Regions from separate parts of the Homo sapiens genome. Here regions 2 and 3 are each linked to region 1. Evidence: chromatin loops called from intact Hi-C (ENCODE). Cell type or tissue: mammary epithelial cell. All regions are shown on one strand.

Region 1 (8,000 bases):
AACATATCGGAACCTAGAAAAGGTACAGTAGAAATACGGTATTACAATCTTATGGGACCACTGTCTGTGTGCGGTCTGTTGTTGACTGAAATGTTATGCAGTACATGGCTGCATGAGATTAACTTGATAATTTTGCCTGATATGAAACCTAGAATATTACATTAAATATGAGAAACCATTTAAAAAACTAATGTACCTCCTGAAAATTTGGACTTTTTGACTGCTACATCTAGGTAATGAGAAACAAAAGGCAAGTACAGAAATGGTTGTATTCTGCTGGGCAATAAAAGCCTTTTACTGCTGCTTGGGATGACTTCATCCAAATTGGGAGCACTTAGAAATAGACAACAATGTGACATATTTACTGGAAACTGATTAGCAGCATTAGGACAAACACAAGTGTGTCAGTTTAAAGTGGAGAGTACTTTGAGGTGCATATTTTCCATTTTTATTATTCATCTGTTAGGGCACATTTCAGGGTTGAAGAGAGGTTTGGTGTTTTTTTTCCTGAAGTGCCCCTGCGTCATTGCAGTTCTGTGAAAGTATTCAAGATGTGGGACTAGCTGGCTGCTAATGTGACTATTTTTCTAAATTACAAAAACGTTCAGAAATGACATTTAGCGTCAGAATCCTTTAGATACTTTATTTGCTATTTAATGTACAGGCTTCCTGAAGAATATTTGTATGTATTTGAAGCAGTATATAATTTTGTCAAATATTCAAGAGCCTAAATTTGAGTGTTTTCTAAAAACAGTATTTTATTACATATGGTAAATTTGGTAAATTCTTAACTAGATAGAAAATAGAGAATAAAGGGCTTTTACTCTGTGTTTTTCTTGCCTACAGATTCATCATACATACTGTGAAGCCTCGAAATGCCTAGAGTCTAATAAATTAGACTTAATATACCTACTTGTTGATCCAGAATGCATTGCAAGGATCTTGTATTGTCTCCGGGTTGACATGTTGAATGTTGCTTGTCAGATATCGGGTGCTGAAAAGGCCTGTGCCCAGTATGTGGTAATGGTTGAGTCTGGAGGGGTTGGATGGAAGTGGTGTGTGTGTGTGTGTGTGTGTGTGTGTGGCGGAGGGAGGGGGTTGCATACTTGTGTTTCACCTGCGTGCGTGCGTGTGTGTGTGTGTGTGTGGTGGAGGGAGGGGGTTGCATACTTGTGTTTCACCTGCAGTAGGGAAACCTTTTCATTCTCCAGCAGGCCGGGGTTTCGTAACAGGGCTGGAGGAATGTTATTCTGGCAACAGTGTGTGTGATTGGGAATGGAGAGATGAGAGACCGGGAGCAGAAAGAAAACCTTAAAGGCTTCAAAGTGCCTATAAATCATTATGTATATAAACTTGGACTGTTTTTTTTGTTGTTGTCGTTCAAAAAAAAAATAAACATAGCAATCTCTCATTGCTGTGCTCAGACTTGCTTCAGTTAAATAAATTTTGACTACAGAGTACAAGGTGGTAGTTCTTTGTGCTTGCAGGTGTCAGCAGTCTGGAAGGACTGATGTACTTTGGGTCCTATGAGGCTTGCCCTGCCTGCAGGGAGAAGGCTAGAACACATTGTTTTAATGATGTCTGTCATGGCCAGCCTGAGAAATTGAGAAGATGCTGCATAAAACGTGGGAACGTGCAGTGCTTCCTGAGACCTGGGGAGCCTGGGCCAGAGCAAGCTTGTATGCCGCCAGTGGCAGCTGTTCCTTAGATAGGGTTCATGCTCTCAGGCTTGCAGGCACCCACTCATCCTGTCCCTCATTTACCTGCCTGGCTCCCATAGGCTTATGAGCTTGTGACTCTTGAGCCAAAGTCTTTAAACATATTGGAAGGATGGAATCCCCCACCACACAGGGTGCAGAGGGAATGGATGCTTTGTGGGCTCTAAGGATAGTGTAATGGTAAGAGCAGTGGTGCCTGTAGATCTTGTACTTCCCCTTTATTTTACAGGTTGGGGAATAGGCAGAGCTTTTATTTGTCTGAGCTTACCCAGCTGGTTATTGGCAAAGCAAAGACTGGACTTGATTCCCTGTCCACAGAAAAGGGTAGAAAGTTGCTGACAATAGAGGGCTCTGTGGTCAGAGGAGAAGTTCAGAGGTCTGTGCTCAGAAAGGAGAAAGTATAAAGATGTAATGCTGGCCTTTCCTTATACATATGAGACAGAAAAGACCCCCGCTCCCGCCTCCCCCCACTTTTTTTTTTGGAGATGGAGTTCACTCTTGCCGCCCAGACTGGAGTGCAGTGGTGCATTCTCAGTTCACTGTAGCCTCCACCTCCTAGGTTCAAGTGATTCTCCTCAGCCTCAGCCTCCTGAGTAGCTGGGACTACAGGTGCCTGTCACCACGCCCAGCTAATTGTGTATGTGTTTGTGTGTGTGTGTTTTGAGACAGGGTCTCACTCTGTCGCCCAGGCTGGAGTTCAGTGGCACAATCTTGGCTCACTGCAACCTCTGCCTCCTGGGCTCGAGCGATTCTGCCTCAGCCTCCCGAGTAGCTGGGATTATGGGTGTGTGCCACCACGCCTGGCTAATTTTTGTATTTTTAGTAGAGATGGGGTTTCACCATGTTGGCCAGGCTGGTCTCAAATTCCTGACCTCAGGTGATCCACCCTCCTTGGCCTTCCAAAGTGTTGGGATTACAGGCGTGAGCCACTGTGCCCGGCTAATTTTTTGTGTTTTTAATAGAGACACAGTTTCATCATGTTGACCACGCTGGTCTTGAACTCCTTAACTTAGGTGATTCACCCACCTCCCAAAGTGCTGGGGTTACAGGCATGAGCCATCGTGCCTGGCCAAAGCTTTTGTTTTAGTAAAACATGAACTCGATTTGTTCTAAGTATAAAAGTAGTTATAGCCAAGAGCTTTAGGAAGTTATATGGCATCTGTTGATGGTTAAAAGACATGTTAGGCAGAAATCCTTGTGGTGCTAATTGATTACCTTTACACTCCCTTAAGTCTGGAAAGAACTTTAACCAAATGGCATTCTAAAGACATGTATGCTTAGATACTGCAGTTATCTGTTACATGACTGAGAACGTGGGATTAAAAAAACAACAACACACAAACGCATTCACTCAAGACAGTAGAACTAGTCCACAGCAAGCAAATAATGTTTTAGGTGTAGTAAAGTATCTGCCTTTTTGCAAAGTAACTTTTGTTGTTCAGTTGCAGTCCTGGTGTTAGCTACCCAAGCTGGCTGGACATTGTGTCATCTGAGTTTCTTTCTAATTCACTTGTTCTTGGTTGGAGTGTTGTGTAGTTAGTAAAGCTCGCAGGTGTTTCTGATACAGCCAGGATTGAGAACCACCATGTATTCCCTCATTCCCTTTTGAGATAGATTGACACTAGATATTGTGCCCCCCCAAGGGTAGATTTTTACGATGAATAACACTACTCCTCACAGTTGAGGAAGTAGGGACTGTTGTGAAAATCCTGGCTTATCAGAATGGCAACGAATACTTAGCAGTGACTGAATGCCTTGAGCTATTCGGAGAGCTTGAAAAGTTTTGACTGGGCTGGGCGTGGTGGCTCACACCTGGAATCTTAGCACTTTGGGAGGCCGAGACAGGTGGATCACCTAGAGGCCAGGAGTTCAAGACCACCTTGGTCCAACATGGTGAAACCCCATCTCTACTAAAAATACAAAAATTAGCCAGGCGTAGTGGCAGGCATCTGTAACCCCAGCTACTCAGGAGGCTGAGGCAGGAGAATCGCTTGAACCTGGGAGTTGGAGCATGCAGTGAGCTGAGATCACGCCACTGCACTCCAGCCTGGGCGACAGAGTGAGACTCCGTCTCTCTCTCTCTCTCTCTCTGTCACACACACACACACACACACACACACACACACACACACACACACAAAGTTTTGACTCATTCAATCCTTTTAACAATTCTATGAGTAAGGGACTCTTGTTACTCACATTTCTCAGATGAGGGAAACGGGCAGAGAGAGGTTAAGTCATTTGCTCCAGCTATGTCCAGTCTTCACTGTTAATTCCTAGGCTCCATTGCTTGTACTGAATGAGCTGATGCTTCCTTCATATTTGTAACTAATCAGCTCACTGAGCGGATTTTAGAAGCTCTAGCATTTCTACTGCTCCAGCATTTGCTCCGCAGTTACGTTGTTGTCACTTGGGCTACAGCATCCAGTAGACTGATGTTCAGGGCTCTCCTGCAGACTGCTGCTGCCCGTGGTAGCACAGCCCAGCTGACTTGACCTATCCCCAGAGCTCTTCTTCACCTCTACACCCCTGCCTTTGTCCTGAGTTAATAATATAACATAACAGTAAAAACAAAAATATTTTGTGGTCAGTTTTCTAGTTACTGGGTTTAATGACAACTAGCCAGTTTAGCTTATATATATTCACTATAGTATTTCCTTTAGTTCTATGTGCTATGTTTACTGTGATCATAGTAAAATTATTTTAAATACTTGATTGGGATTAGAACAGGGCAGCCTCTTATATATAACTTAATTTTTTTACTAGCAAGTTTAGAAATTTACCAGCAAGTTTATAATTTTTTCTAGCCAATGTATGAGCTTATAAACAAAACAAAAAACTCTTTAGTTATGTAAGAGAACTGAAGGGAAATTACAGTGCTATCTTCACCACTGCAAGAGGGTAGGTGCTTGTATAAGCTTTTAAAAATGGGCATGACTTGCAAGGCTATTTTAGTTGCATGGAGAAAGCCATAGATCACAATGCAGTTTCCAACCATACTGCATTGACTTAAAAAAAAATACCCTGAGAGATAAATAATTAAACAATATGGGATGCATTTCATAGAATCTTCAGGATTACATGCTTATTTTCTCACGAACACTGAGTTTATTTGAATTTTGGATTATGTATATACTGTCCCTGTGCTCCATACGAAGTTTCCATTAAGAATGTGTTCTTGCTTTAATGATGTGCACTCCTGTTTCCCTCTGCAGTGAACAGGAATTACCAAGCTTGTGCTCGTTGAGTGCTCTCTGCTGGTGGCTTTGGGTTTTAATATCAGTAACAGATCCACCAGTGAAGTGTAGACGAGAACTCAAACTGGAAAGTGAAAGGAGCCCAGCTCCCAGCCTGCGGCACCCTTCCACTGTGAGCCCAGAGTGCGATTACAGATGTCCCCTAAAGAAGTGCCCCCATCCCTGGTCCTGCATCCCTGCGGTGTGCTCAAGCCTGCAGTTCCTCCGCTGCATCGCCGTGATCAATACTTGAGCATATTTTAAAACACAGTGTACTAGAATGATGCCAGATTTATGAAGTGATTGAGCTTTTTCCCTAGGCGGGGAACAAGCTGTGGAAAATGGGAAGTTTAAAAGTCTTCTGACATCATAAAGCTGAGATTAATTACTATGATCTGATTGATATCTAATACATTTTGGTTTTTCAAACAGAGTTTGAAATAATTGGTGATATGAGCTCAAAGAAGTTTATGATCTTATCAGAGGTGACCTTAAAATTTGGGGAGTCAGAAACAGAAGTCAAAGGCACTATGCTTCTTTAAGGAAAAAAGCAATCAGAAATGCATAATAAACATAGTGACTTTGCTTCTGTGTGTCTCTCTGGCTGTTTCAGCCATCATTGGTGGCCTTTTTCTCGTATGATTTTACTGGATACATGTAAATCAAAGGCATCCTCTAACCTTTCAAGTCAATATATGATTTCTTTTTTGTCCCCCAGACAGAGCCTCGCTCTGTTGCCCAGGCCTCCTAGGTTCTCCTGCCGCAGCCTCCCAAGTAGCTGGGATTACAGGCATGTGCCACCATGCTTGGCTAATTTTTATATTTTTAGTAGAGACAGGGTTCTTGCCGTGTTGGCCAGGCTGGTCTTGAACTCCTGAGCTCAGGTGATCTCCCACCTCAGCCTCCCAAAGTGCTGGAATTATAGGTGTAAGCCACCGTGCCTGGCCAATATATATATTTTTGTAAAAATATGCTTTCATTAGGGAAAATTTCAAATATACTACAATTGTTAAGAGAATAACATACCTCCATGTACCTGTCACCCAACTTCAGCAATTCACATTTTTGGCCAATCTTGTTTCTTCTGTACCCTCGCACTATTTCCATTCCATCATTTTGAAATAAATCTTAGATATCAGATAGTTACACTGGTAAATATTTCATCATGTTCAATATATGTATTTGTCAAAAAGGAATATTAAACTAATATCCTGCCTTCTGCCTCACTTTCTAAAGAAGATACTGTGTTTTGAAAGGTGGCTTACAAAATGCTTTGTGATATTCTAAATGCTGAGGCAAAATATATGAAGTTAAATGTTTTTGAGATGAAGGCTGTCAACAGCTTTCGGAGCATAGGCAAGAAGATTGTGGGGCAAGTGTGCGCAGGAAGTGTGAGGCCCAAAGTGTCCTGCCCTGGAGAGTGAGACGGAACATCCCCAGGGAGTACCGTGCTGAACATCAAGCCTGATCTTACCCTGCTGTCACAGGAGATTAAGTGGCCAGGCTGGTTCTTCAGTCCTCATTTCTCAAAACACATACATGGATGTTTTCTATGATTATAGTTTATAGTGACCTTGTGCAGAAGCATTGAGCCAGTTTATTATTAAAACTTGGACTAGGTAAACTATAATTTGATTTCTGTACAGGCGATAACCACTGGAGATAGCAAGAGTGAATGACAGTGTGGTGACGGGCAAATCTTATTTGTTACTGTTTAGACAATCTATATATACATAGATAAACAGTCTATATATATACATAAAACAACAGTATATATATAAAAATATATAAATATATGTCTCAAAAATATATATTTTGAGACAGGATCTCACTTTATCACAAGGCTGGAGTGCAGTGGCACCATCATGTCTCACTGCAGCCTTGAACTCCCTGGGCTCAGGTGGTCCTCCTACCTTAGCCTCTGGAGTAGCTGGGACTACAGGCACGTGGCGCCATGCCTGGCTAATTTTTGTGTTTTTTATTATTATATTTTTTTAGAGATGGGATCTCACCATGTTGCCCAGGCTGGTCTTGAACTCCTGGACTCAAGCGATCTGCCTGGTTTGGCCTCCCAAAGCTCTAGGATTACAGGCGTGAGCCACTGCACCCAGCCTGTTTAGACAATATTAAAGCCATTGTTTTTCTAGTGTTAGAGTTTGTATGTTATAATTTAGTACATGCTTAATTGAAGGTATTGGTGTAACCCCAAAATATATATTTTTCACATAACTCAGATTAGCAGTGGTATTTAGTGCTTTAGTTATATCTTCCAGCAGATAACTGAATGGATCTCACTTTATTTTTATCATAATTGGTGAGAGCTGGGAATCTTATGTCTCCAGGAGATGGCTGTACAGGAACTGTGTGTGATTCGCAATGTGGAAGAGCAGGGTCTTGCTCCCTTGGGAACCCTGCAAGTAGTTGAGCCCCCTGGTCACTCAGCTTATCACTGTGGATGCTGGGCACTCCTGGGGGATGCTCTGGAGCCCCTCTCAGGGTATTGCCTTTTCGCTGGCTATGGGGTTGGAGGAGAGGGTCAGACTCCTTCCCTGCCCTCAGCTTGCCGGCTGCCCAGGCACACCCTGTGTGCAGCTTCAGCATTCCTGTGGCATTGGTCTCTGTGGTTTTTCTTCTTTTCACATAGCTTACTTTACGCCCTGTTCGCTCCACAACTCTTTTCAAAGACAGGATGGAGGTACAGGAAGGAAATAACTTAATTTGAATATTAAAATTCTGTTAATTTTAGAATGCAGTCTCTTCAGTTCTGGAATTGATTTCTTTTGGTTGCTGTTGGTCTTTGTAAGGAGCGTAACATTGCTTAAGATTTATATATAACCGAGTCATTTTCTGTCTCTGTATCATATTCCTTTAGGTAAGCTTTTTCAAAGTTACTTTGAATAGTTGATATAGATTTAGAACAAACGAGTCACCATTCTCAGGATACTTCTATTGCCTTTCTGGAATAATGCAGCTCATTGTTCTGCCAAGTATCCTCTAATCAGCCTGAAAAGTGTTTTCTTTTATTTCATCATGACATTGGGCCTTT
Region 2 (8,000 bases), 260 kb before region 1:
AGAGATGATTTCACCATGTTGGCCAGGCTGGTCTCGAACTCCTGACCTCAAGTGATCCACCTCCCTCAGCCTCCCAAAGTGCTGGGATTACAGTTGTGAGCCACTGTGCCCAGCCAAAATAGAAGAGATTCTATTACAGCATAAAATACTTTGTGGAAATAAGAAACAAGGCCCGGCTCGGTAGGTCATGCCTGTAATCCCAGCACTTTGGGAGGCCCAGGTGGGCAGATCATGAGGTGAGGAGATCGAGACCATCCTGGCCAACATGGTGAAACCCCATTTCTACTAAAAGTACAAAAAATTAGCCGGGCGTGGTGGCACGTGCCTGTAGTCCCAGCTACTCAGGAGGCTGAGGCGGGAGAATCACTTGAACCCAGGAGGCGGAGGTTGCAGTGAGCCGAGATCGTGCCACTGCACTCCAGCCTGGGCGACAGAGCGAGACTGTCTCAAAAAAAAGAAAAAGAAAAAGAAATAAGAAACACGAGTTTTTCATTTTAAATTTCAGTTGATGACTGAAGAAGAGGATAGTTGCAGGCTAAATTAGTGGCCCAGGAGATTCAGTGAGAGAAAAATCTCAAAACATAAAACAAAATTACAAGCAGATGGAAATATTGAAGAAACTGACAAAGTATTTGAAGTCTGGATTCAGACAATCTTACATGTAAACAATAAAATGCCTAGAAAGGTTTTTTAAAAAGAAAAGTAGAAGAGAAGCTGTAATTAAACCAAACCAATAATAATAATAATAAATCATACGTACTAAAAAGAAATTGAGTATTCGAAGTGAAAGAATTCACCAAATTCCAATCTGGATTAATAAAACACTTAAGGAATATCCTGGTGAGCTGGGCGCGGTGGCTCATGCCTGTAATCCCAGCACTTTGGCCAGGCTAGTCTTGAACTCCTGACCTAAAGTGATCTGCCTGCCTCAGCCTCCCTCAGTGCTGGGATTACAGGCGTGAGCTACTGCGCTCAGCCTATATAACTGTTAAGGTAAAAGAAATATATTCAAAATTACACAAGATTTAGAAAATAAATCCTATACCTACTTCTGTTTGATGAAAATATTCCAGAAGAACTCTAATCAAATGATAAGTAATCAGAAAGAAGACCACAAGATTGCCGTGATGAGTAATGAGTGTGTGTGTGTGTGTGTGTGTGTGTGTGTGTGTGTGTGTGTGTTGCAATACTGGGTAAGGGAGCAGAAGGATAGTTACAGCATTCTTAAGATATTATCTTACAGGCCAAGTAATGGAGTGTCTTGGTGAACAGAAATATTTCATACTGTGCTTTTTTCTTTTCACAGGTAATGGTAGAGAAATATTTGTTTATGTGTATCCAGTATAGAATGGAATCATTACTGATATGGAAAATTACATAAGAACTTTGCATTTTTCAGGTCTGTTAAGGAATGACAGAATGACACACCCATTCCTTGCTCCATCCCCACTTCCAATTTCCACATCCATACACTGGAAATTCTTGATTTCTTTAGCCAAGGACACAGCTTAATAAATTAAAGATATCATGCAGGACTAAAAAATATGTGTTTTTTGGTGCTGATAGAATCTTGCCTGATTTGAGAGGTTTAATTCTAGGGTGTTTAACAGACCTTTATTTTTTAGAACTTGCATTCTGTTCAGGAAAAATTTATATAAATGACCTTAATACTTCCATGTAATGAATGGATACAAACATGAGGAGCTGCTTGTTTGTGTGTGTGTGTGTGTGTTTGTATGTGTGTGTGTATATGTGTGTGACAATCTGTCTTTTTATTGGAGTATTTATGACATTAATGTTTAATAAAAGTATTAATCTATTTAGGTTTAAATGTACCATCTAACTAGTTATGAGGGTCTTTAAATTTTAATTTGTTTTTATTTCATTTTTTTTTAGAGACAGGGTCTCCCTCTGTCACCCAGGCTGGAGTGCAGTGGCATGATCATAGTTCACTGCAGCCTCAAACTCCTGGGCTCAAACAGTCCTCCTGCCTGAACCTCTGAGTAGCTGGGACCACAGGCATGTGCCACCATACTTGGCCAATTATAAAATTTTTTGTAAAGATGGGGTCTTGCTATGTTGCCCAGGCTGGTTTTCAACTCCTGGCCTCAAGTATTTTTTCTGCCTGGGCTTCCTAAAGCCCTGGGATTATAGGCCAGGTTCGGTAGCTCATACCTGTAATCCCAGCACTTTGGGAGGCTGAGACAGGCAGATCACCTGAGGTCAGGAGTTCAAGACCAGCCTGGCCAACATGGTGAAACCCTGTCACCCTGTCTCTACTAAAAATACAAAATTAGCAGGGTGTAGTAGCACTTGCCTGTAATCCCAGCTACTCGGGAGGCTGAGGCAGGAGAATTACTTGAACCCAGGAGGCAGAAGTTGCAGTGAGCCAAGATCCCACCATTGGACTCCAGCCTGGGCGACAAGAGGAAAACTCTGTCTCGAAAATAAATAAATAAATAAATAAATAAACAAATAAATCAACCAACCAACCAACCAACCAACCAACCAACCAACCAACCAAAGCACTGGGATTACAGACAGGAGCCATAGAACCTGACCTAATCTTATTTTATTTAATTTTTAATTTTTTTTTTTTTTTTTTGAGATGGAGTTTTGCTCTGTTGCCCAGGCTGAAGTGCAGTGGCACGATTTTGGCTCACTGCAACCTCCGCCTCCCGGGTTCAAGTGATTCTCCTGCCTTAGCCTCCTGAGTAGCTGGGACTACAGGTGCCCGCCTCCATGCCCGACTAATTTTTGTATTTTAGTAGAGACGGGGTTTCACCGTGTTAGCCAGGAGGGTCTTGATCTCCTGACCTCGTGATCTGCCCACCTCAGCCTCCCAAAGTGCTGGGATTACAGGTGTGAGCCACCATGCTGGGCCCCTAATTTTAATTTTAATTGACAAGTAATAATTGTATGTATTCGTGGAGTACAATGTGATTTGATACATGTTGATGATGTGGACTGATTAAATCAAGCTAATGAACATATCTATCACCTCACATACTGTCATTCCTTTGTGGTGAGAACGTTTTTTTTTCTGAGACAGATCTCGCTCTCCGCCCAGGCTGGAGTGCAGTGGCGCTATGTAGACTCACTGCAACCTCTGCCTCCCAGGTTCAAGCGATCCTTCCACCTCAGCTTCCCGAGTAGCTGGGATTACAGGCATGTGCCACCACACCCGGCTAATTTTTGTATTTTTAGTAGAGACAGGGTTTCATTATATTACCCAGGCTGGTCTTGAACTCCTGACCTCAAGTGATCTGCCTGCCTTGGCCTCCCAAAGTGCTGGGATTACAGGCATGAGCCACCATGCCCAGATCTTTGTGGTGAGAACATTTAAAATCTAATTTTGGGGGTCTGCATTTCTTGAGTCAATTTTAGAGCCAGGAAGGCCACATCTTTGGAGTGAGAGCGGGAGTCAGGGTCAGTTCCTCAGCATCACTAAGTGGTCCCTCACCATCCATCTTTCCAGCTGGAAAGCAACTTGCTGGCCACTCACCAAAATAACAAGTAGGAAAGGTAAAATAAAGGAGGATGTGATCACATCAGCAAAAAAACAAAAAAACAAAAAACAACATTAAAGAGAGGAAATGCCAGTGTAAAATAAATGAAATAAATAGTAAAGAAGTAATACTGTTGCTGGTGAATAGAATGCATTGTCGCATATTATATGTGGATCTTCTGTTTATCATCTTGCTAAACTCTCTCCTTTATATATTCAGTCTTCTAGGAGAGGATTCATACAATCACAAAATAATTACAGTTTTATTTCCTCCCTTTCAGGCCTTTGACTTGAATTTGTTTTCCTTGTATTGGCCGAAATATATGGAATAGACATGGTGATCTTGGTCTTCTTCCTGATTTTAAAGGATACTAATTATTTTAATGGAATTTATATGGGCCTCATGAAATGAGTTGGGAAGTAATCTTTTTTTCTCTACTCTCTAGGAAAATCTATAAAATTAGAATGACATTTTTCAAAAAAGTTGACTTGCCTGTGAAACTAACTGGGCTTGGTGTTTTCTTTGTAGGAAAGGAGCCCATTTCTGACATTCATCATACTGTTTAGCAAGCCACTAATTTTACAAATGAAACCGATTTATGACATTCATTTTGCTGCTAAAACCCCACTCCTATTGATCAACGTATGTACAGTGAAGCCTTTGTGGTAGCTGACTCTGCTGTGCAGCCTTAAGGTGAAATGTTAGCTGACCACTCTTGAAGAGCAAGTTCCTGATTAAAGACATTGACTTCCCTGAAGTGTATCTTAAATGAACATACACACACACACATATGCAGGCATGCCTACATACATCACATTATCCTTGCCAAAGTATCTTAAAGAAAGTTACAGTATTTTAAAGTAAATTGATCTCCATGCATTGATTTTTTAAAACCTATTTTTGGGATCCTGGGCTGACTTCTTTTTGACACCAAATTAACGTCAAATCATTTGCTTCCTGACTTGTTGAAACATGAATACCTGGAAAGAAAAGCTCTCTGTGAAGCAGAGATTAGCTCTATGAGAAAGCAGAAGAAAAGCATCTACGGCAAGCCTGAGCAGGCTCTGTAGGTTCAATCCTTAAGATTCAGTCCTTGAAAAACAGATTGAACTCTTGCTCCCAAAGATAAGATCACCTTTTTGGAGGAAATGTCAAAATTTAAGAAATCAGAATAAATCCTTTCTTAACCATTCCTTCATTCACATAGCAGTTATTGGATGTCTCCTAGGTGCAAGGCACCATGATAGACACCACGGATACAAAGAGTTACTTGCCCTCAAGTAACTCGCTGTCTAGATAGGATTAAATAGAGAATTAGCCAGGTGTGGTGGCTCATGCCTGTAATCCCAGCACTTTGCGAGGCTGAGGTGGGTGGATCACTTGAGGCCAGGAGTTGGAGACCAGCCTGGCCAACATTGTAAAACCCTGTTTCTACTAAAATACAAAAATTCGCTGGGCATGGTGGTACGTGCCTGTAATCCCAGCTACTCAGGAGGCTGAGGCAGGAGAATCGCTTGAGCTGGGACCCGGGAGATGGAGGTTTCAGTGAGCCGAGATCACGCCACTACACTCCAGCCTGGGCTACAGAGCAAAGCTCTGTCTCAAAAAAAAACAAACAAACAAACAAAAAAAAACTGTAATGACCAACACAAAATCAGATCCAATTTACTGCTTGAGGAAACAAGACCAAATAATGAGAATCAGTATCAGCAGACAGTAGGGACAGACTCACAGCTACTCCTGATAGTGCAACTACTAGTTACAAACTGTAAACTCACTATGCCTATTATGTCATGGAGCTGGAAACCAACATTTTCAGGAAGGAACTATAACTATAAAAAGTTACACTGGGCTGGGCACAGTGGCTCAGGCCTATAATCCCAGCAATTTTGGAGGCTAAAACAGGAGAATCACTTCAACCCAGGTGTTCAAGGCCAGCCTCAGCAACATAGTGAGACTCTGTCTCTGCAGAAATTGTTTTTTTTTTTTTTTTTTTTTTTTTTTTTTTGAGACAGAGTCTCATCATTCAGGCTGGAATGCAATGGCGTGATCTTGGCTCACTGCAACCTTCACCTTCCAGGTTCAATCAATTCTTGTGTCTCAGTACCCCAAGTAGCTGGGATTACAGGGTCACACCACCATGCCTGGCTAATTTTTGTATTTTTAGTAGTGATGGGGTTTCACCATGTCGACCAGACTGGTCTCGAACTCCTGACCTTAAGTAATCTGCCCGCCTCGGCCTCCCAAAGTGCTCGGATTACAGGCACGAGCCACCACGCCAGGTCAAAAAATGTTTTTAAAATTAGCTGAGCATAGTGACTCACTCCTGTTATCCCAGCATTTTGAGAGGCTAAGGTGGGAGGCTCACTTGAACCCAGAAATTTGAGGCTGCAGTGAGCTATAACTGCACTCCAGCCTGGGGGACAGAGTGAGACCCTGTTTCAGGGGGAAGAAAAAAGTGACATTGCATATTTGAAAAAAAATATTATATCTGCCTAGGTCCAAATACAAGAGAGAAAACACATTGTAATTTAAACAGGGATACTTAATATAAATAATTATTGGCCAGGCACGGTGGCTCACACCTGTAATTCCAGCACTTTGGAAGGCCAATGCAGGAGGAGCGCTTGAGCTGAGGAGTTTGTGACCACCCTGAGAAACATGGCAACTCCTCATCTCCACAAAAAAATACAAAAATTAGCCAGGTCAGGTGATGTATGGCTGTCATCCCAGCTACTCAGGAGGCTGAGGTGAGTGGATTGATTGAGCCCGGTCAAGGCTGTAGTGAGCCATGATCATACCACTGCACTCAAGCCTGGGTGACAGAGAGAGACCTTGTCTAAAGAAAAAAAAAATTACTATAACAAAGGATTAGAAAAGGATTAGAGCTGGGTGCAGTGGCTCACGTCTGTAATCCCAGCACTTTGGGAGGCTGAGGTGGGTGGATCACCTGAGGTCAGGAGTTCAAGACCAGCCTGGCTAGCCTGGCCAACGTGGTGAAACCCCGTCTTTACTAAAAATACAAAAAATTAGCAGGGCGTGGTGGTGGGCACCTGTAATCCCAGCTACTCGGGAGTCTGAGGCAGGAGAATTGTTTGAACCCAGGAGGTGGAGGTTGCAGTGAGCCGAGATTGTGCCACTGCACTGCAGCCTAGATAACAAGATCGAAACTCCATCTCCAAAAAAAAAACAACAACAAAAAAACCAAATCATTAGAGTAGCAAGGGATTGACTAGTATGAAGTAAATGCCTCTAAAAAAAATATAGAGCTGGCAGATTTGAAGAGCAGTCGCTAACTCCAGGGCTGAGATTGAGCACCTTAGCCCACGCCCAGGGCTCAGATTCTGACCCTGTTGAGAGGCCATGGACAGCTCTGGCTCACTGGAAGGCAGAGAAGTTGCTGAGCTGCTGCACTGGTGGAACTGCTGGAAATCTGCCTGATATGATTTGGCTGTGTCCCCACCCAAATCTCATCTTGAATTCCCACATGTTGTGGGAGGGACCCAGTGGGAGGTAATGGAATCATGGAGGCAGGTCTTTTCCCATGGTGTTCTTGTGACAGTGAATAAGTCTTACGAGATATGATGGTTTTAAAAAGAGGAGTTCCCCTGCATAAGCCCTCTTCTATTGTCTGCCGCCACGTGAGACGTGCCTTTTGCCTTCTGCCGTTATTGTAAGGCCTCCCCAGCCACATGGAACTGTAAGTCCATTAAATCTCTTTCTTTTGTAAATTGCCCGGTCTCAAGTATGTCTTTATCAGCAGTGTGAAAACAGACTAATACACTGCCCTTTAGGGTGCTGGGGAAAGCTGTCCACAGGAAAGGACATCACTAGAGATGAGATGCTCTACTACAAAAGTGCCAGGGGAGGGAGTACTGGGTCCATTGCTGGAGCTGGGTGCTGAGGAAGCTGCACTCACTGCAGAAGCCTGCACGAGAAAAGCTATGCACTCTGCAAGAGCCTGCCCAGCCCTGTACACTGGGACCTTCACCTGCAGTGTCTGTCCATCATTCTGTACTTAGAAAGCCTTGGTGTCTGCTAGCATGGGAAAAAAATACTTAAAGGACAAGATCCACTTTCACAGAGTATCGAAAGGGGTGAGTTTGTTTTGTTTTGTTTTTGAGATGGAGTTTCACTCTTCTTGCCCAGGCTGGAGTGCAATGGCACGATCTCGGCTCACTGCAACCTCTGCCTCCTGGGTTCAGGTGATTCTCCTGCCTCAGCCTCACAAGTAGCTGGAACTACAGGTGCCCACCACCATGTCCAGTTAATTTTTGTATTTTTAGTAAAGACGGGGTTTCACCATGTTAGCCAGGCTGGTCTCGAACTCCTGAGCTCAGGTGATCTGCCTGCATTGGCCTCTCAAGTGCTGGATTACTCGCGTGAGCTACAATGCCTGGCCTAAAAGGAAGAATTTGGAGGCAAGAGGCAATACATTGATAACCAGCACAAGAAATTAGAAGAAATTTTAGAAGTGAAAAATAAAATAGA
Region 3 (8,000 bases), 250 kb before region 1:
CTCCGCCTCCTCTACTCCTAATGGTTTACCCCCAGCAGCCAGACTTGGTCATTGTCAGAGTGCAAATCCAATCGTGTCAATTTCCTGCCTTGGAACTTTCAAGAGCTTCACGTTACCCTCGGGATCAAGTCAAAATTCCTTGTACATTACACACCTGGCCCTTCCCAGCTCCACTACACTAAACTATCTCTACTTCTGCAATCCCTTCTGCAGGAATGCCCCTCCAGCCATCACCTGCTGATCACGACTCAGCTCTGGGCCGTTCCCCCAGGGGCCTCTCTGATCCCACCTCCTTGTAGGGCTTCTTCAGCCCGCTGTGCTTTCTCACTGTCTGTCCTAGCACCTGTCGCAGTGTTGAAATGGCCAGTTCCTTCATTTTTTCTCTGCTCTCAGTTTTTTATTTTTTACTTATTTATTTATTTATTTTTTGAGACAGAGTCTCACTCTGTCACCCAGGCTGGAGCGTGATCTTGGCTCACTGCAACCTCCACCTCCCAGGTTCAAGCAATTCTCTTGACAGCCTCCTGAATAGCTGGGATTACAGGCATGCGCCACCACACCCAGCCCTGGCTTTATCTTAGCATCTATATTTTCACAATGCAGGTACTAGGGGCTCAAAAAAAAAAAAAAAAAAAAAAGAGGTCCTCAAAAGGATGGATGAAACACCGACTTTCTCAGCTAACCTCTCCTGGCTCACATCAGTCCCACACCCACTGGACATATTTGCTTCTTTCTTTCTTCTCTTCTTCCCATTTTTTTTTTTTCTCCCTGAGACAGGGTCTCACTCTGTTGCCCAGGCTGGAGTGCAGTGGCACCATCATGACCCACTGCAGCCTTGGCCTCCTGGGTTCAAGCAATCCTCCCATTTCAGCCCCCCAGAATTACAGGTGTCCACCACCATGCCCAGTTAATTTTTTTATTTTTTAAAGAGACAGGGTTTCACTATGTTGCCCGGCCTGGCCTTGAACTCCTAAACTCAAGGGATTCTCCTGCCTCAGCCTCCAAAATTCCTGAGATTACAGGTGTGAGCCACCTCACCTGGCCCCATTGTCTTTCTGTCCCTAGTTCTGCCCCAAGAGGTGACTGTGGTATAGCAGAAAGAGTCCATACAAAATCATTTACAAACAAAGCCTGAAGTGAAACAGCAAATGGTTAACAGTGGTGGCTTTGCGGGGCAGGACAAAAGACAATACTTTATTCTTTCCACCTTTTTTTTTTTTTTTTTTTAGTATTTATTGATCATTCTTGGGTGTTTCTCGCAGAGGGGGATTTGGCAGGGTCATAGGACAATAGTGGAGGGAAGGTCAGCAGATAAACAAGTGAACAAGGGTCTCTGGTTTTCCTAGGCAGAGGACCCTGTGGCCTTCCGCAGTGTTTGTGTCCCTGGGTACTTGAGATTAGGGAGTGGTGATGACCCTTAATGAGTATGCTGCCTTCAAGCATTTGTTTAACAAAGCACATCTTGCACCTCCCTTAATCCATTTAACCCTGAGTGGACACAGCACATGTTTCAGAGAGCATGGGGTTGGGGGTAAGGTTATAGATTAACACCATCCCAAGGCAGAAGAATTTTTCTTAGTACAGAACAAAATGGAGTCTCCCATGTCTTCTACTTTCTACACAGACACAGCAACAATCTGATTTCTGTATCTTTTCCCCACATTTCCCCCTTTTCTATTTGACAAAACCGCCATCGTCATCATGGCCCATTCTCAATGAGCTGTTGGGTACACCTCCCAGACGGGGCGGCTGCTGGGCAGAGACGATCCTCACTTCCCAGATGGGGCAGCTGCTGGGCGGAGGGGCTCCTCACTTCCCAGACAGGGTGGCTGCCGGGCGGAGGGGCTCCTCACTTCTCAGACCGGGCGGCCGGGCAGAGATGCTCCTCACCTCCCAGACGGGGTCGCGGCCGGGCAGAGGCGCTCCTCACATCCCAGACGGGGCGGCGGGGCAGAGGCGCTCCCCACATCTCAGACGATGGGCGGCCAGGCCGAGATGCTCCTCACTTCCTAGATGGGATGGCGGCCGGGAAGAGGCGCTCCTCACTTCCCAGACTGGGCAGCTGGGCAGAGGGGCTCCTCACATCCCAGACGATGGGCGGCCAGGCAGAGACGCTCCTCACTTCCCAGAGGGGGTGGCGGCCAGGCAGAGGCTGCAATCTCGGCACTTTGGGAGGCCAAGGCAGGCGGCTGGGAGGTGGAGGTTGTAGCGAGCCGAGATCACGCCACTGCACTCCAGCCTGGGCAACATTGAGCACTAAGTGAACGAGACGCCGTCTGCAATCCCAGCATCTCGGGAGGCCAAGGCTGGCAGATCACTCACGGTTAGGAGCTGGAGACCAGCCCGGCCAACACAGCAAAACCCCGTCTCCACCAAAAATATACGAAAACCAGTCAGGCGTGGCGGTGTGCGCCTGCAATCCCAGGCACTCGGCAGGCTGAGGCAGGAGAATCAGGCAGGGAGGTTGCAGTGAGCTGAGATGGCGGCAGTACAGTCCAGCTTCGGCTCAGCATCAGAGGGAGACCGTGGAGAGAGAGGGAGTGGGGAGATGGAGAGGGAGAGGAGGGAGAGGGAGAGGGAGAGGTCTTTCCACCTTTTTTTGTATTTATCAAATTCACTATATTTTCTAATGGGAAAATACTTTTTTTTGTAAGAAAGAGCAGTCCGGGTACAGTGGTTCATGCTTATAATCCTAAAATCCAACATTTTGAGAGGCCAAGAGCCCAGGAGTTTGAGACCACCCTGGGCAACATAGCAAGACCTTGTCTCTAAAGAAAATTAGCTTGGCATGGTGGCACATGCCTGTAATCCTAGCTACTCTACTCAGGAGGCTGAGGTGGGAGGATCACTTGAGCCTAGGAATTCGAGGTTACAGTGGGCTACAATTGTGCTGTAGCAGGACGGGCCACAGACAAAACTCCTCAGACACTGGATTGAAGAAGGAAGAGGTTTTTATTTGGCTGGGAGCGTTGGCAGACTCGCATCTTAAGAGCCGAGCTCCCCGAAGACAGAGTTCCTGGCCCTTTTAAGGGCTTACAACTCTAAGGGGTTCCACATGAAAGGGTCGTGATGGATTGAGAGCACATGTGGTTAGAGGAGAGGGGGGTGGTTAACCTTTTAACCTCAGGCCAGGTCATCAGTGGCACTGGCTGGTCTTGCCACTGACTTCCTTCCTGTTGTTTTTCAACTTTTACTTCCTCCTGTTCTTCAGAGACAGGAGACAGTAAGAGAAATGGCTTCCCTCCTCATTCTCCCCTTTGAGAACCTCACTCACTAGTGGGAGTTCTCACTTCCACCTACATTACCTAGGTCTTCCTGCCAGTCCAATTCCATTGACTCCTAGAGTTACATACTCTCTTGTTTTCCAATGGGGATTAAGTAGTTCTACTGGGTTGTAGCACACTTGAGTCTGGTCACTTCCTGAGCTGCATACCTTGTACTGGGTGGCATTATACACACAAGTCCCTTTTAAACAGAAAGACTGTTTTAACTTTTTGCCCTACCTCAGTCTGAGGAAGGTCAGTTGAAGTCCTTACTGTACAAGTCCAAAATTTAAGAAAAATGAGTTCCACGATGAGCTTCCTCATGCTTCGGCCGTGCATGGACTAGTCAGCTTCTGGGTGTGACTGGAGCAGGGCTTGTCATCATCTTCAAGGTCACTCTGCAAGGGTTGTCCGGGCTTGGTCTTGCCTCCCAGGTTTCAGGCGCTGCAGGTTTTACATGGCTGTGGTGGATCCAGGCTGGGATTCCTTCTACCTTCACAGCGGTGAGAGTGGTCAGGATGACAATCTGGGGTCCTATCCACCATGGGCACAAAGAAGCTACATTCCAGTCTTTAATCCATACTTGATCACCTGGGGAGAAAGGGTAAACTGGGGAGAATAAGCTAACAGGGCATCTCTCATTTACCCAGGCTGAGATTGTTTGTGCAATTTTTCCTAGAGCCTGTAGCTGTCACTGTAACTCAATTTCACCTAACTCTCGGGGAGTGCCTGGAAGTCCCCGCAATATGGGAGGGGGCCTAATATTTTATAAGGGGAATATCCTGTTCTTTTAGAAGGGGTACATCTAATTTTAAATAATACCATAGGGAGAGCCTATATCCATTTTAATCCTGTATCCTGACATACTTTCCCTAAACTATTTTTGATAGTCCGATTCATCCACTCCACCTTTCCGGAATTCTGAGGCTGGTAGGCGGCATGCAGTTTCCATGTGATCCCCAATACCTTTGCTGTCTTCTGTATCAAGTCAGCCACAAATGCCGGCCCGTTATCTGAGCCGATCCGTAAGGGCAGTCCAAATCTAGGAATAAGATCTCGAAGAAGCACACGGGTTACTTCACGAGCTTTCTCAGTTCATGTTGGATAAGCCTCCACCCACCCAGAGTAGGCACACATGAGAACTAGTAAATACTTGTTACCTCCACACTTTGGCATCTCTGTGGAATCTACCTGGAGATCTTCAAAGGGGGCTGCTCCATAAGCCTGTATGCCGGGTGGAATGGCTGGACCTTGCCTCGCATTATGCTGTCAGCAGGTAACACACTGCTGCGTCACTATTTTGGCAGGGGCTGACAAATGTGAGATGTAGAAATACCAGCCTAACAACTTTTCAAGTGACTCCTGGCCTAGATGGGTGGTTTTATGCACAGCCAGTACAACTGCAGCTCCTAACAGCTGTGGCACAGCTACTCTCCCATCTGGTAACCAAATCCATCCTTCCTGCATCACTTGTCCTCCATCTTCCTGGAGAAAGTCCTTTTCTTTAGAATAAGTAGGTGCAAGATCAGGTGCTTGAGGGAGCAGAGGGGCTGTGACTGATGCCCGGAAGGGGGCAGTTGCTGCTTTTCGAGCCTCTGGGTCAGCGAGGGAATTCCCCAAACCCACCAAGGTGGAAGCTCGCTGGTGTCCTCTGCAATGCATAACTGACACCTTGTGGGGTTTCCATACTGCTTCTAATAATTGCAAGATTTCTTGTTGATATTTTATGTCTTTTCCCCCAGAGTTCAATAGGCCCTTTTCTTTATATCATGTTCCATGCACTTGAAGGGTTAAAAAGGCATACGGAGAATCAGTGTAAACGTTTACAGTCTTACCTTCACTGAGTTCTAAGGCCCGAATTAAAGCAATGAGTTCAGCTTTCTGGGCTGAAGTGCCCTAGGGCAATGATCTGGCTTCAACAACAGTGTCCAGGGTTACCACCGCACACCCTGCACCTCTCTCTCCTTGTGGGTTGATGAAGCTGCTCCCGTCCACGTGTAGTTCCCAGTCTACTGATGCCCAAGGCTGGTCCCGGAGGTCAGGTCTGCTAGAGTAAACTGAGTCTAACACTTCTACACAATCATGCTCGACAGTGCTCTCTGATACCGGGAGCAAGGTGGTGGGGTTCAGGATGTTACAAACTTCAGCGGTTATATGGGGATTTTCACAGAGCAAACTTTGGAACTTGGTGAGTCTAGCATTCATTAGCCAATGATGTCCTTTAGTATTCATTAAAGTCACAGCATGGGGGGCCTTTATGTTCAGGTTTTGCCCAAGAGTCAGCTTATTTGCTTCTTCACTAGCAGGGCAGTTGCTGCCAAGGCCCTCAAACATGGGCCATCCTTTAGACCCCACAGTTTGGGTTAAAACTCCAACTGCCATCTTTTCTCTCTCTCTGACACATACAATGTAAAAGGCTTTGTCAGATTGGGTAGCCCCAGGGCTGGGGCTGACGTAAGTTTTTCCTTTAACTCATGAAAGGCTTGCTGTTGTTGGGATCCTCATTCAAAAATTTCCCGGTCCTCCCTCTTTGTGACCTCAAAGGCTTGGCTAATACTGCAAAGTTTGGGATCCACAGTCTACAAAACCCCACAGCTCCTAAGAATTCTGTCAACTGCCTTCTGCTCTTAGGCTCCAGTAGATTGCAAATAACCTGCTTTCTTTCTGACCCCAGGCTGCGCTCCCCCTGTCGGATAGTAAATCCCAAGTAACGTACCTGCTGTCGGGAGATCTGAGCTTTTTTCTTGGACACCTTATACCCACAGTCCTCCAGGTGCCGGAGTAGGGCATCCATTCCCTTGGCGCACCCAACTGCTGTGGGGTGTCCCAGCAAAAGGTCATCAACGTACTGGAGCAATACACAGCCTAGGTGTCTGGTGGGAAATTCCTGGAGGTCTCGAGCCAATGCCTCCCCAAAGATGGTGGGGGAGTCCTTGAACCCTTGGGGAAGCCGGGTCTAAGTGTATTGAGTAGTGATAACTGACTCCAGATCTTCCCACTGAAAGGCAAACAGCTTCTGGCTCTCACGGGCTAATCTGATACTAAAGAAAGCGTCTTTCAGGTCCAAGCAGGTGAACCACCTGTCCTCAGCTGGCAACAACCCCAACAATGTGCACGGGTTAGATACTGTTGGATGTAAAGTCACTGTAGCTTGATTAACCAAGCGCAAATCCTGTACCAGCCTGTAGTCCTTGGTCCCTGGCTTGGGAACAGGCAGGAGGGGAGTGTTCCATGGAGAATGACAAGGAACTATAATTCCAAAAGTTTTTAGGTGCTTGAGATGGACCTGGATACCTTTAAGAGCTTCTCTGGGGACCGGGTACTGTTTTTGCCTAACCAGCTGGGCCCCAGGCTTAACTTCTACAAGTACGTGGGCTTGGTTGACTGCCAACCCTGGAGGGTTGTCTTCTGCCCATACTCTTGGCCACCGCTTAGCCAGAGCTGGTCTTATCTCTTGGCTTGGCTCAGTTAAGAAAAGTCTCCGTTCCTCCTCTCGGGGAACCGTAAGGGTCATAATGACTCCCGTTCTGGGTAATGTTAGCAGCAAAGAGCCATGCTCTGTAAAAGAGATAGTGGCTCTCAGCTTGCTAAGCAAGTCCCTTCCCAACAAGGGCAAGGGACAGTCAGGCATGTACAAAAACTGATGAATCACTTTATGTCCTCCTACAGCACGAGTCCGGGGCCAGCAGAAAGCTTGCTTTGCTGAAACCCCCATGGCTCTGATTATGTCAATAGTCTTTTTGGATAAGGGGGTGACTGGGGCGGTTACTACTGAATGTTCAGAACCGGCATCTAAAAGAAAATCAATGTCTTTACCCCCGACTATCATTCTAACCATAGGCTCTTTGGGGGCACTTGAGCCCGGTCCCCCTCAGTCCAGTAACCCTTCTGCCAGGTTGAGCAGGGCCCCTTCCTCCTTGTCTGGGGCCTCCTGCTCTGAGTCACCTTGTTTTCTTTTTAGCTGAGGGCATTTGTTCTTCCAATGTCTTTTTTTTTTTTTTTTTTTTTTTTTACAATAAGCACACTGGTTACGCTGCAAACTCTGACAGCCAAGCTGAGTTTCTTTCCCAGGACCCCCCTTCCCTTGCCTCTTTGTGGGGACCCCTCTGATTGCTGCAGCTAACAGGTCAGCATTTCGCCGGGCCTGACATTCATTCTCTTTGCGGTTTTCCTTATGGCTTACTGCATCCCTGTTTACAAACACCTGGTTAGCTATTTCTAATAACTGATGTGTTCATCCCTGCAAACCCAGCCTGTTTCTGCAGTTTTCTTCTAATGTTTTCTGCGCTTTGACTAAGTAAAGCCATGTTAATCATGCACTGATTTTTAAGGCTATCAGGATCAAAGGGAGTATACATACGATAGGCCTCACACAGTCTCTCATAGAATTGTGCTGGACTTTCTTCTTTTCCCTGAATGACCTCAGAGACCTTAGTAACGTTTGTAGCCTTCTGGGCTCCCCTCTTTAATCCTTCCAAGAGAGCTTCCCTGTATCAGTTTAGCCTTTGCTTATCCTTTCTTTCATTTGGGTCCCACTGGGGGTTGGTTCCTGGTAACGGGGTCCTTACATACCCTTGGGGGTTTTGGTAATCAGCTGGTGCATGTTCCTCTAGCCACTTAGTTGCTGCTTGGAGCACTCTCCACCTTTCATCTGTGTTAAAGAGGAACATGAGCAACTGGTGGCAATCAGCCCAGGTGGGGTTGTGGGTCTGGATAATAGTTTGGAGCAAATCAATT

The links. Peaks named below come from ENCODE experiments on the same cell type or tissue, not always from the same donor. Only the 100,000 strongest peaks of a DNase experiment are listed, where the experiment ranks them.
Region 2: it touches region 1 in a loop (8-fold over the local background); 9 of 110 quality-filtered maps call a loop at or near these places.
Region 3: it touches region 1 in a loop (9-fold over the local background); 18 of 110 quality-filtered maps call a loop at or near these places.

The regions. Positions count from the first base shown.
Region 1 is chr10:34,720,963-34,728,962 of GRCh38, reverse strand. The region is part of intron 1 of PARD3 (par-3 family cell polarity regulator); the gene reads left to right. Among named protein-coding and RNA genes, the nearest start is that of PARD3, 90 kb to the left of the region's middle. In mammary epithelial cell, CTCF peaks have their summits at 4,972 (motif pointing left) and 7,325 (motif pointing right); DNase peaks (open chromatin) are centred at 3,912, 4,982 and 7,562; H3K27ac peaks cover 1,147 bases.
Region 2 is chr10:34,985,422-34,993,421 of GRCh38, reverse strand. No RefSeq gene overlaps it. Among named protein-coding and RNA genes, the nearest start is that of LINC02635, 16 kb to the right of the region's middle. In mammary epithelial cell, a CTCF peak has its summit at 7,375; DNase peaks (open chromatin) are centred at 1,161 and 4,541; H3K27ac peaks cover 2,968 bases.
Region 3 is chr10:34,970,512-34,978,511 of GRCh38, reverse strand. LINC02635 (long intergenic non-protein coding RNA 2635) reads right to left here and starts at 5,494. Exons shown (of 2, transcript XR_001747419.1): 1 at 4,424-5,494; 2 at 2,934-4,339. In mammary epithelial cell, a CTCF peak has its summit at 3,936; DNase peaks (open chromatin) are centred at 4,561 and 5,191; H3K4me3 peaks cover 539 bases; H3K27ac peaks cover 672 bases.